Regions from separate parts of the Homo sapiens genome. Here region 1 is linked to region 2. The links are chromatin loops, found by intact Hi-C in ENCODE. Cell type or tissue: heart right ventricle. All regions are shown on one strand. Links, peaks and the distances in the headings refer to the core of each region. The heading gives the core; the rest is flanking DNA.

Region 1 (5,370 bases), core at 69-5,068, 57 kb before region 2:
CTTCACATAGACAATTCCAAGAGGTATTCTATACTCTTCTGAGGAGGTCCCTCCAGACGTGATCCCTATTGCCCACAATGATGACCTTGATAACGAACATATGTATGTGTTTCCTTCTCCCTTCTTTTTTTTTTTTTTTTTTTGAAACAGAGTCTTGCTTTGTCACCCAGGTGGGAGTGCAGTGGCGTGATCTTGGCTCACTGCAGCCTATGCCTCCCAGGTTCAAGTGATTCTCCTGCCTCAGCTTCCCAAGTAGCTGGGATTACAGGTGCGCACCACCACACCCAGCTAATTTTTGTGTTTTTAGTAGAGATAGGGTTTTGCCATGTTGGCCAGGCTTGTCTTGAACTCCTGACCTCAAGTGATCCGCCTGCCTCGGCCTCCCAAAGTACTGGGATTACAGGTGTGAGTCACCATGCCCAACCTTTCTCCCTTCTTTTATTCTCCCAATTTCTCATTCCTGGCCACAGAGATCTGTTCCCCTTTCCCTATTATTTGACAATGCCCTTTCCTCACTGCAAGCCTAAATTTCCTCTCTTCCTCAGTTCTGATTTATCATTTCACTGTAACTCTATTAGCTGTAAAGCATTTGGGGATGCTGTCAGGATAACATGCTCTGTAGCAAATGAGGTTGTATTGAATTATTTAGCTTTCAGCTAAAGTGGAGATAACTAAAGCAGCTGAGCTGGTTTGTAAAATGTTGGGGTAATCTGTCTGCTGATTTGGAGTTTTATCATATTAATTTTTTCTTATGGTTGAAAATTATAAATTTTAAGGCTACAAAGAAAAATATGTATGCAACTATTCAGTTCAGTGCCACAGACCTATAGCTAAGGAATTATCTGGCTTGCATAGTATATAATTACGTAGCTGCAGAACCACCATTCTAGAGAACCATGAATTTATCTAATAAGTTTATTCATACAAGCTTTTAAAAAACCATAAATACATAATTTCCCTCCATTTTTTTCTAACAAAAATAGATGAAGGATTTCTTCTTGAGATATATAATAGTCTCAGCTTTTGAAGTTGGCCTGTTTTTCTTGAGCTTTCCTTGCCAGAATTTGACTTTTAAACATTTTTTTTCACAAAACAGAACTTTCTCTTTTTAACTCAGTAATAGAAAAATGCATTCTTAAATGTTGTCAACAAAGGGGAGGAGGGGATCACTGCGAATCTATCGATGACCATGAATGTTTTTGTATCCTCTTTCCCATATTACTAGTGTCTCTTGGAAAATTGAGCTGTAATAAGGATCCAGCCAAGAGGAGGGTGGAGTGAAGAATTCTGTGGCTCTGTAATACCTGGGGCGTTTGTCCCACTCAGCACATCTCAGTGTCTAAATACCCACCCTCAAGAAGTGGGACTGCAGCAGGAAGTGAAGTATCTTTGCATATGTTCAATATATAAACTAAACTCGAACATCTGGCAAACACCCCTTTCCTGGGTGAATTCTGGAAAACAGCACAATTATAATCCCAAGCAAATAACTCAGGAGTAAGACTGTTCCCTTGTTAAGAACACCAGGCAGCATCAGTAAAAGTTAAAACTTCTTCTGCATCTATGCGCTTTTAATCTCCACGGCCATTTCCATAATACCTGAGATTACCTGCGTTGATAGCTGGTGAGAAATCATCCCAGGCACCGCAGGTGGAGAAAAGAGATGAAAGCTACCTCAAGGCGTACACGTAAACCTTACTGAACAATGACCTTGATCGTTAGAAAGTCAAGAAAATGTACTGCCTTGCAAGCTGCCGGTGTTCTATTGAGTTTCTCTCCGGGGGCAACTCGGAGATGCCTTTTTGGCACCATCGGTTCTAGTATTTCCTCTGGCCTGCTGCGCCGCGCCTCATCCAGGCTTGTAGTGAGGCACCCCCACTCGCCCGGAGACCCGGGCCGGCCAGGAGGTGCCAGTGGGCAGGTGTGGCAGCCTGCCTGTTGATTACAGTCCCTACAATGTGCGAGCTCCTTGGGACTGCAGGCTGCGCGCCGCCAGCTTTGCCTGGTTCGTCCTGATTACACTAGGTTTTCGGGCAGAAACAGCGACACTGAGCTCGGGCTGGGGGTGGGGCCCTCGGGCCCAGTGCCCGCCCCCTGCCCTCCCACCGCCAGCCGAGAGAAGCCCGCCCGGGAGCGCGCTTTCTAATGCACCAGCCCCCGGGAACAATCTGTCCCTCCCAAACCCGCCACGGCGGGGGTTCACCTCCCGGGTACCCGCCGCGCCCACCCTATGGCCTAAATGTCTTTTCATATATTTTAAAAACTGAACTGTGTGCAGTGGGGATGCAGGGCGGGAAAGGCTGGAGGGCTCATTTTCGCCACCAGGCTTGCCTCTCCGGGCGCACGAATTAGGCCCGAGCTAGAGTCCAACCCCCTTCCCGCCTCAGGGGGCTCGGGGTGGCGCGGGGTTAGGGGCAATGAACGACGATGGAGGCGCCCCAGGCTCAGCGGCGGGCGGGGAGGCAGAGGCGGGTTCCAGGAGCCGGGCTGAGGCCCGGCAGGTGCCCCCAGGCGCGGAGGCTGATTGGCAGGTGCGTGAGTGGGTGGGGAAGGCGGGGGCTGGGCTTGGCGCTGCGGGAGGCTGCGGCCCCGCCTCCCCGCCCCCGCCGCGGGACTATCTGGTCCCGGCAGCAGCGATGTCCCCCGGCAGGAATGTCCCTCCTCAGATAATGTTATTTATATCTCTGGGCGGGTCCGCGGCTCGGCAGCACCAGGCGCCCGGCGGCCGCTGTGCCAGGAGCCCCGCGCTGCCCTCCTCCCCCTGCGCCGCCGCCGCCGCCACCCCCGGGCTCGGGGTGGCCCCCGCTTCAGTCCCAGGGCAGGTGAGTCCCAGGAGGGCCCGGCGGCCAAGGGAGCTGGGTGCGGGTGCGCAAGGCTGGGACGCGCGGCGCCAGCTCAAAGGAGCGCTGGGCCCAGGGGGCGCCTGACGCGCAGGGCCCAGAGGACCGGGTGGGAGTCCAGCCCCGGTTGTCGGGCGTGGGGTGGGAGGGGTGCGGGGCCCGGGAAGCCCGGCAGCTGCGGCAAAGATCATCCCGGGACGCGGGAACGCGCGCGGGCGTCCGAGGCACTTGGTGCTAGCTTTGGAGAGCGGGATCCCGGAGAGTCCGTCACCCCGGGGCGCAGGGAGAGGGTGACGGGGGTGCGTGTTCTCGTCCGCCTTCTCCAGGACCCCGGCCTGGGAGCGAAGGGGATTGCGCCTCTAGCCCGTCCGACCGCAGCGCTGCTCTCTGCCTTTTTTTGTCCGGCTTCTCAGCCTTGTGGCCGCTCATATCCCTCTTCTGGGGAACTTGGCTGCGCTCTCCTCGGGCCACCCAGCGCCCAGGCAGGAGGGACAGGTGAGGGCAGCAGAGGGGGCCGGGCCTCCGGGTGCTGGGAGCCACCCAGAGAGTGACCCCGTGTAGACCGAGGGAGGAAAGATCCTAGTGCCCCAAGCCATACTTCAAGGACCCCTAGTCTTCCTCTCCCAAAGAGTTCCTCTCTTCCTCTAAGCTTCTCCGGGCTACTCTACCCTCACCCTCCTCTCCAGTTTCCCCTCTTCCTCTAACTTGGTCTTGAGAAATAGCAGAAAGTGGGAGAAATAACAGAAGCTGTAAAACAATCCCCAACTCCCACCAACTCATCCGTACTTCCCAGGCTGGGGAAGCAGCTGCGGGGCTGGAGTGCTGTTTCCCTGACAACGAGCTTCAGGTAGGGCCTTGAGTTACAGCCTATTAATATCCAAACCACTGTTTTCAGTGAGCAATTAGAGGCGCCAGCCAGGAGTAAGGAAAATGAAAAGAAGCCACTGTTTTTTGTACATCTAAATTTTAGATGCATCAGATTGGGGGGTGGGGTGGGGGGATATAGTGACAGCCTTTTTGTACTGAGAATTTCTGTGGGGAGAGACTAGGCTGTCACCTCCAGGTAGGAGGCAGTCATGCAAAACCCCTGCCTGGAGGTAGTCACGATCCGTATTTTAGTTTCTAAGGGAAGAGATTCAGGCGGCTCCCTAATGAGAGGAGTCTGCAAATCAAAGATTTTTAGGCACAGCTCAACTGTCCACTGTCCTATCCTTAGCTTCACAGATGGCTCTGAATTTTATTCTAGAATTCCCTCTTCGCCCACCCCTTCCCCCACTATAACCCAAGGCAGGTCATTTCTTATTTTAGGATTCAGCTTTTATTCTTTTGCTCTGAGTCCCAGGTTCCAAAATGCAATTGAAAACACCTTTTTTTTTCTAAGTGCAAAATGATTGTTAATGTATGCTGAATGTCCAGCACCTGACACAGCTAGGCCTGTGCTTGCCTGGAGGCTTGCAGGCTAGCCAGGAAAGGGAATGTTAAACTTACATTGAAGAAGAGCCCACCAGCCTTGAAACCCACTAACTCCAGAGGTGGGTCATTTATAAAGAATTTTATCAAAAACTCTAGAGTAAAGCACCATTGAAAGACATAAACGCTCATGAAAATGTGGCTTTCAGACCCCTTAGCTGTTGCTCTTAGCTTTATCAGTGCCCCAGTGGCAATGATGGGGATGAGCCAGTCCTATTGATCTTGAGTTCTGGGAAGACTCAGAGTCCACTCATGGAATTGTAAGCACCCAAGGACTCCCAGGCATCCAGGATGGGCCTTGTAGCACAGGCGTATCAAGTTCTCCTGAGCGGCTTGCCCAGAAGAGAGTTGGGATACCACCTTTGGCTCTGATCAATGCTTCTTCCAAGTGTTCTGAAGGTGTCCTATAGCAGAACGCCTGCTAGATGACTAGTTTTGGGGGTGAAGGTATGACAGGAGCAAGACTCCTACCTGGGATCACATTTGGCAAAATAAAAATGAGTATTTTAGGCAAGCTAGGTGTGAATGACAGTTTTGAACTAAAGTCAAAATTTGACAGGTCTGCTGCAGCTCTGGAAACAAACTGTTTTTGGTAAATAATAATAGCTTTTATTCTGTCTTTTATGTTGTTGTACCCAGTACCTGGATGGTAGTGGAACCTCAGTTAACCTTTGTTGAATGAATGAGGAAACCAACAAATGAATGCTCAGCGTTTTCTCTATATTATCCAATTTAATTGTCATGGTAACTCTATAAGGTAGCTCATATCAACATTTTACAAGTAAGGAAACAGGTTCAGGAAGATTAAATAACTTGCCTCATATTACCCAGCTAATGAGAGATGGGTCCAGGATTCAAACTCAGTTTGTTTGGTTCTACCTTCTTTTTAAGGTTAGACACTCAGCAGGGAATATAAAGTACAAGTTGGGAAGATTTGACTGTTTGTCTTCTAGCTTCATAATCTTCATTCCCAGGACCTCAGGTAATAGTTCTGCTTATATCAGAGGAGCTTAAAAAATATTATCTGAAGATAATATTGGGCATTTATTTGCTCAGAGGT
Region 2 (5,370 bases), core at 322-5,321:
GGGTCCGGTTACTTCCTGCACTCAGGGTCTGATCTCACCTCACCTCCTGCGTCTGGCAGCTCAGCCCTTCTCAGGGGCTGCTGGACAGGCTTGTGGCCCTGCAGGAGGTGGTCAGCCTGTCAGTCCCTCTCTGGCTCAGAGACCAAGTCAGTGGTAGTTTCCCTTAAGGGAAATAGAGAAAGGTGTGGGGCCGGGGGTGGGGGGTATCTTTCCCGGCTATCGTTGCCCAGCCAGTTGGGTGCGAAATCTCAGTCCTGGAAGCAGCAAGTCCATCTGCAGAAGAGGACAGGCTGTTCAAAGGCACAAGGGTGGTCTTGGGCACAGGTCTGGCATCATGGGGCATCCTGTGTTCGGGATGATGACTGGTTTTCCCACCTTGCACCTTCCCTTCTCTTGAGTGGCAAACACTTTTGCTAAGCCCTGGCTGGGAAATGCCCTCTGTCCCCATGCACCATGTCCTTTCCCCACCTGCCCTCCTGAAACCCTTCTGATTGAGGGGAACAAACTGTGCTCCAGTCCTTTCCCCAGCTGCCCTCCTGAAACCTGTCCGATCAAGGGGGATAAACTGTGCTCCAGTCCTTTCCCCACCTGCCCTCCTGAAACCCGTCTGGTCAAGGGGGATAAACTGCGCTCCAGTTTGGCCTTTGGTCCCAGCCGCAGTCATTCCACCGGATGACCCTGGGGAGGCCTCCTCCTGCAGCAGGCCTTGGTTTTTCTCCCAAGGCAATTAGGGTGGGTAATCCTGGCTCCTATCTTACCTCACAAGGATGTGGTGGGATGGATTCATCAGGTTGGGGAAAATGCAGTCTGAAGTGAGTCTGTATCTGAAAAATAAGGCTGTAGCCCTGCTGCCATCTCACACTTGGGCTGGTGAATGTGCTTCAGTGCCTCCGTGATCATGTGCCTGGTGGATGTGCATGTGTGTGCTGGTGTGTGTCAGTGTGTCAGATATGAGCCTGTGTGTGTGCCGTGGGTGCACACACCCACAGAGGGAGTGGTCTCCCTCACAGCTCACTGGCTGTCAACCCCCATCACAGGTCTGCCTCACAGCCTCCCTGCCTCCCGCTTTGCTCTCTTGGTTGTGAAGGCTCTGGGTCCCCTATTCTCTTACAGACTTGATCTTGGAGTCCCTTAAGATCCCTAGAAAGAGGACCAAATGTCAGGTACAGATGAAGAAAGCTAATAGTTTTCCTAGGGTCCAGGGCATTGAAGACCAAGCCTGGCTCCCCTGGCCCCCTCCTCACTTTTCTCCCCTGACTCCACCCCTGCCTTCCCGTTACTTCTTAAAGTTCTCAAAGCTTTCTGTGTTCTTTCTTACCTTCAGGACTTTACACCTACTCTTTATTCCCTTTGCTTGGACTCTTGTCCTTTCCCACCTGTCCCTTCATGGGTACCTCCAAGCTTCCTTTAGGAATAAGCTTCAACTTCCCCTCCCTGATACCAGTCCCCGCCGAGTCCCCACCTAAGCCAGCCATGACACACATCACACCTTCTTGTAGTTGCTTGTTTAATTGTGTGTCTCTGCCACCAGATTCCAAGCTCTGTGAGGACATGACTTTCCTGTCTTACTTGCCCCTGCCTAGTACAGTGCCTGCCACCTAGTTGGAGCTTGGTACATATTTGAATTAACTGTAAATGAATGAATGAGTGAGTAGGAATGACTGATGACGGGTGAGGGAGGACCCAGTGCTCCTGATGCGCTGGTTCATCACATGGACTCACAATGCACGGTTCCATTGTCCATGGGATGCCCCGACTGCCACGTGCTTGATGGGACAGCAGGCTCCTTTGGGTTGCTCAGTCTGTCCTGGAATTCAACAGGAGACCTCATCTGAGCACCTGGTCATGCTCCAAAGAAGCCCTAAAATGCGAGGTCAGCTTTCTGAATACCAACTGCTGGGAAGGAACTCAGAGGGCTCTCAGAAAGCCTCCGGGAGGAGTGAAGTCCCCCCAGTGCAGCTGCCCCGGGCTGGTGGCGTCAGTGGCGGCTTAACTCTCTCATCCATCTCTCCCCATGGTTCCCATATGGGTCAGACTCAGCCTGTTTCCAGCCTCTCCCTTCCCCTGGCCTGTCCCCATCTCCCCCACCAGGTTAGGTCCTGGCCTAGTCCTCAGGGTGAGGGTTGCTTTCCCCAGCTTGTGCCCTGCTGCCTCTGGCTCCCAGGAGAGCTTCCTCTCTCCCGGGGTGCTCCCCGCGGCGGGGCGGCTGGTCTGGAGGAAGCAGCTGGCTGCGACTGACGTCTCCACCTGCTGGCCGTCCTGACCCTTGCTACGTGCAGCTCTCCATCCCTGCCACTGCTGCCGGTACTGTTGCTGCTGCTGCTGCTGCAATATTTTATAACAAACGACCCAGAGACCCTGGTAGGAAGCACGCCCAGGCAGATGACATGGCGTTCTGCTTCTGTCAGGATCTACTCACGTTGGATGCTCCGAATAAGTTTCCCCGGAGAAAAAGTCCGAGGGGGTAGAGAGATAACCCTCTGACTGTGTTGCTGTCCCCCAGGGATCCTTCCATGAAGACTGAGGCAGGCGGAGCTGCTAAGAGCCTGCTGACATGACATCGGCCACAGAGTTTGAAAATGTGGGCAACCAGCCACCTTACAGCAGGATCAATGCCCGCTGGGACGCCCCAGACGACGAGCTGGATAATGACAACAGCTCAGCCAGGCTCTTTGAGAGGTCCCGGATAAAGGCCTTGGCAGGTACTGTTTGGGGCCACAAGGGTTGGAGGGCATTCTCACAGTCACAAGGTTCACAGCCCTCCCCACCTAGTGTGAATCCTCTGTGTGTGTTGGGTGAGCCCTGGCATGGCAGTGATGGAGACGTGTTTGTCGGGCTCAGGGAGGTGGGGGTCCCCTTGGGAGGGAGCTCAGGCAGCCTCTGCCCCCAAGGCCTCTGAGAAGCAAGGAGGTGCTGGAGCTGGGACCAGGTGGGGCCTGCCCTCTGCCTCTGTCCTGAGTGACCTGCGGCCAAGTGAGAAGTACGAGAGTCTGGGCAAAGCAGTGTCTGAGGGCTGGACAGCCGGGCGCAGGTTCACAGGGCCTCCTGGTTAACCCCGATTTCCTGCCTGGGCCTAGAGAGAGGAATTACCATAGTCCTCTCTGTAGTCCCAAAAGGAGTGATTGGATAGGAAATCGAGAACAGATAACATCCTCCCCACTGCCTCAGGAAGGATTTTCTTGATGAAACCTTTCATCCTTAAACTGGAATTAGATTTTTGCTTAGCAGGTTCATAATAGATCTCTCTGTGTGTGTGTGTGTGTGTGTGTGTGTGAGAGAGAGAGAGAGAGAGAGAGAAGGTGGGGGTGGAGAATATCTTAAATCTCTAGTAGAAATGACTTCTCCTCCCCCTGTTGGCTGATATCTGATTCTTGGGATTTTTTTTTTTTCCCCAACTCCTGTGACTATTGCCTCCCTGAACTTGACCCAGGGTAAGTATATTCCGACCTTAAGTCTTCGGCCAATAAGAAAGTTTGAGTTACATGGGGTTGTGTGTGTATGTGTGGAAGGTGGGTTCCTTCACCTGATCCACCAGTCAGCAGCCCACACTGGACCTGTTTCCCTATCATTGACTGTTGCCGTCTTCCACCTCCTAAGAAGAGTACAACCTTCCCCATAAACACTTTCTGGAGTGATTCTCCCGCTGCCCCCATACCTTATGGCCCAAATTGAAGGTTGTAGTAATCCTCTTCCCCACTCCCTCCCTGTACTCAGCTCCCAGATACCACAGTCCCTGGCAGACCTTGAAGCCTGAGCAGGGCCCTGGACCCCTCTGGGACCATAATGACCTCACATCTTGGGAGTGTCTGGGCTTCTCATGCCGGGAAAGGAATGCTGCGGTGTCTCATCTCCCTTGTCATGACAAGGAATCCACTTGGGTCTCAGTCATTACCCCTGGTGTCCTTGCTCTTTACAGGAAACTCTCTTTCTTCTTTCTTTATCTCCTTCTCACCCTCCTTGACCCCACAAAATTCTCCCTTGGTTTCCCTTGGGGACGGACCATAACGGTGACCCATTGCTTTTGTGTATGTTAATTTAAGCCAACCAAACTTGGAACCATTGGCTTTGTCGTCAGTCTGGTTTTACCTTCTTATATCTCTGTGCTGGCTGGATCTAGCTGCAATGACCCTGGCGATCCAGGTGGAGGGAGAGGGGTACCATATTCCGTAAGATTTGCCAAAGCAAGGTAAGAGTGGGGACTGGCCTTTGTGCAGAGATTCTTTTATCTTTTTTAAGAAACCAAGGTAAATTCTATTTTAACAGTTGCTTGTTGTACTCCTACTATGTTTAAAGCTAAACCCCTGGCCAACCATGAAAGGGGAGAGGGGAACCACAGAGATGAATTCAGTATAGTGTCTGTCTCTCAGGAGTTCAAAATCTATTAGGGAAAAATGAACTATGTTCACAATTAATTAGCATGAGTGGAATTAGAGAAGAACTGTAGGATGGGCACATAAATTAAACAGCAATGAGAGAGCCAAGGAAGAGATGCAAGGAAAATCGGGGAACAGTTCATGGAGGAGGCAGCCTTTGAGCTGGGAATTGAAGGGTGTGTGTGATTCTGGCAGGCAGAAGGGCCCCGGGTTTCTCCAGTTGGCCTGTGTGTGTTGTCACCACGTCTGATGAGCTGCTTGGGAAGTTGGTGGAGACAGGTTAATGAGCCGAGCACAAAGCCGGGCGTGGTAGCTCATGCCTATAATCCCAGCACTTTGGGATCCTGAGGTAAGTGTATGGCTTGAGACCAGGAGTTCAAGACCAGCCTGGCCAAGAGGGCGAAACTCCATCTCTACTAAAATCCAAAAAAAAAAGAAATAGCTGGGCGTGGTGGTGCATGCCTGTAATCCCAGCTACTCAAGAAGCTGAGGCACGAGAATTGCTTGAACCCGGGAGGCGGAGGTTGCAGTGACCCAAGATCACGCCACTGCACTCCAACCTGGGTGACAGAGCAAGACTCTGTGTTTAGTGGTCAGTCCTAGGTTGATCAGGAAAGAGCCTTTGCTGACCTTGGCTGTGCCTAGTTGAGCCTCCTCCTCACCAGGAGCATGCATCTGACTTACCAGAGAATCTGAATGCCCCCCAGGGAGAGGAAAAGCCACAGAGCATAGAATTGTATGCCTGGGCCTTAACTATTCAGAACATCTGGCCAACAAGTAAATATGCAAGTTTGAGGTCCTTTCAAGATTTTCAAGAACAAACAACCTAAGTGGTTTACTGGCTTCCTTCTCCTGAGAGTCCACTCTAAGTGACCTGGGCTTGAGCTAAAGCTTTGGAAAGGTCTAAATAGGGTGGCCAGATGTGCCCATTCTGCTGGGTAGGCAGAATGGAGAAAGGGAGCATGTCAGCCTTCCTAGTCTCAACGTCTTGACTTTT

What was found. A loop is a pair of places that touch in the nucleus more often than their neighbours do. Peaks named below come from ENCODE experiments on the same cell type or tissue, not always from the same donor. Only the 100,000 strongest peaks of a DNase experiment are listed, where the experiment ranks them.
Region 1: a loop joins it to region 2, with 2.9 times the contacts of the local background. A loop is called at or near these places in 34 of 110 quality-filtered maps.

Annotation. Positions count from the first base shown.
Region 1 is chr14:64,877,244-64,882,613 of GRCh38, reverse strand. SPTB (spectrin beta, erythrocytic) reads left to right here and starts at 2,707. Exons shown (of 36, transcript NM_001355436.2): 1 at 2,707-2,822. LOC105370534 (a long non-coding RNA gene) reads left to right here. Exons shown (of 3, transcript XR_943942.3): 3 at 1,226-1,733. RefSeq lists silencers at 2,087-2,166, 2,237-2,376, 2,427-2,596. In heart right ventricle, for the core only: no CTCF peak of the experiment used is centred there; DNase peaks (open chromatin) are centred at 2,083, 2,613, 2,982 and 3,155; H3K4me3 peaks cover 3,003 bases; H3K27ac peaks cover 2,993 bases; H3K27me3 peaks cover 3,841 bases.
Region 2 is chr14:64,820,279-64,825,648 of GRCh38, reverse strand. SPTB (spectrin beta, erythrocytic) reads left to right here. Exons shown (of 36, transcript NM_001355436.2): 2 at 2,504-2,702. The coding sequence starts at 2,555. Among named protein-coding and RNA genes, the nearest start is that of MIR7855, 37 kb to the right of the region's middle. In heart right ventricle, for the core only: CTCF peaks have their summits at 2,046 and 2,249 (motif pointing left); a DNase peak (open chromatin) is centred at 2,228; H3K4me3 peaks cover 537 bases; H3K27ac peaks cover 1,504 bases.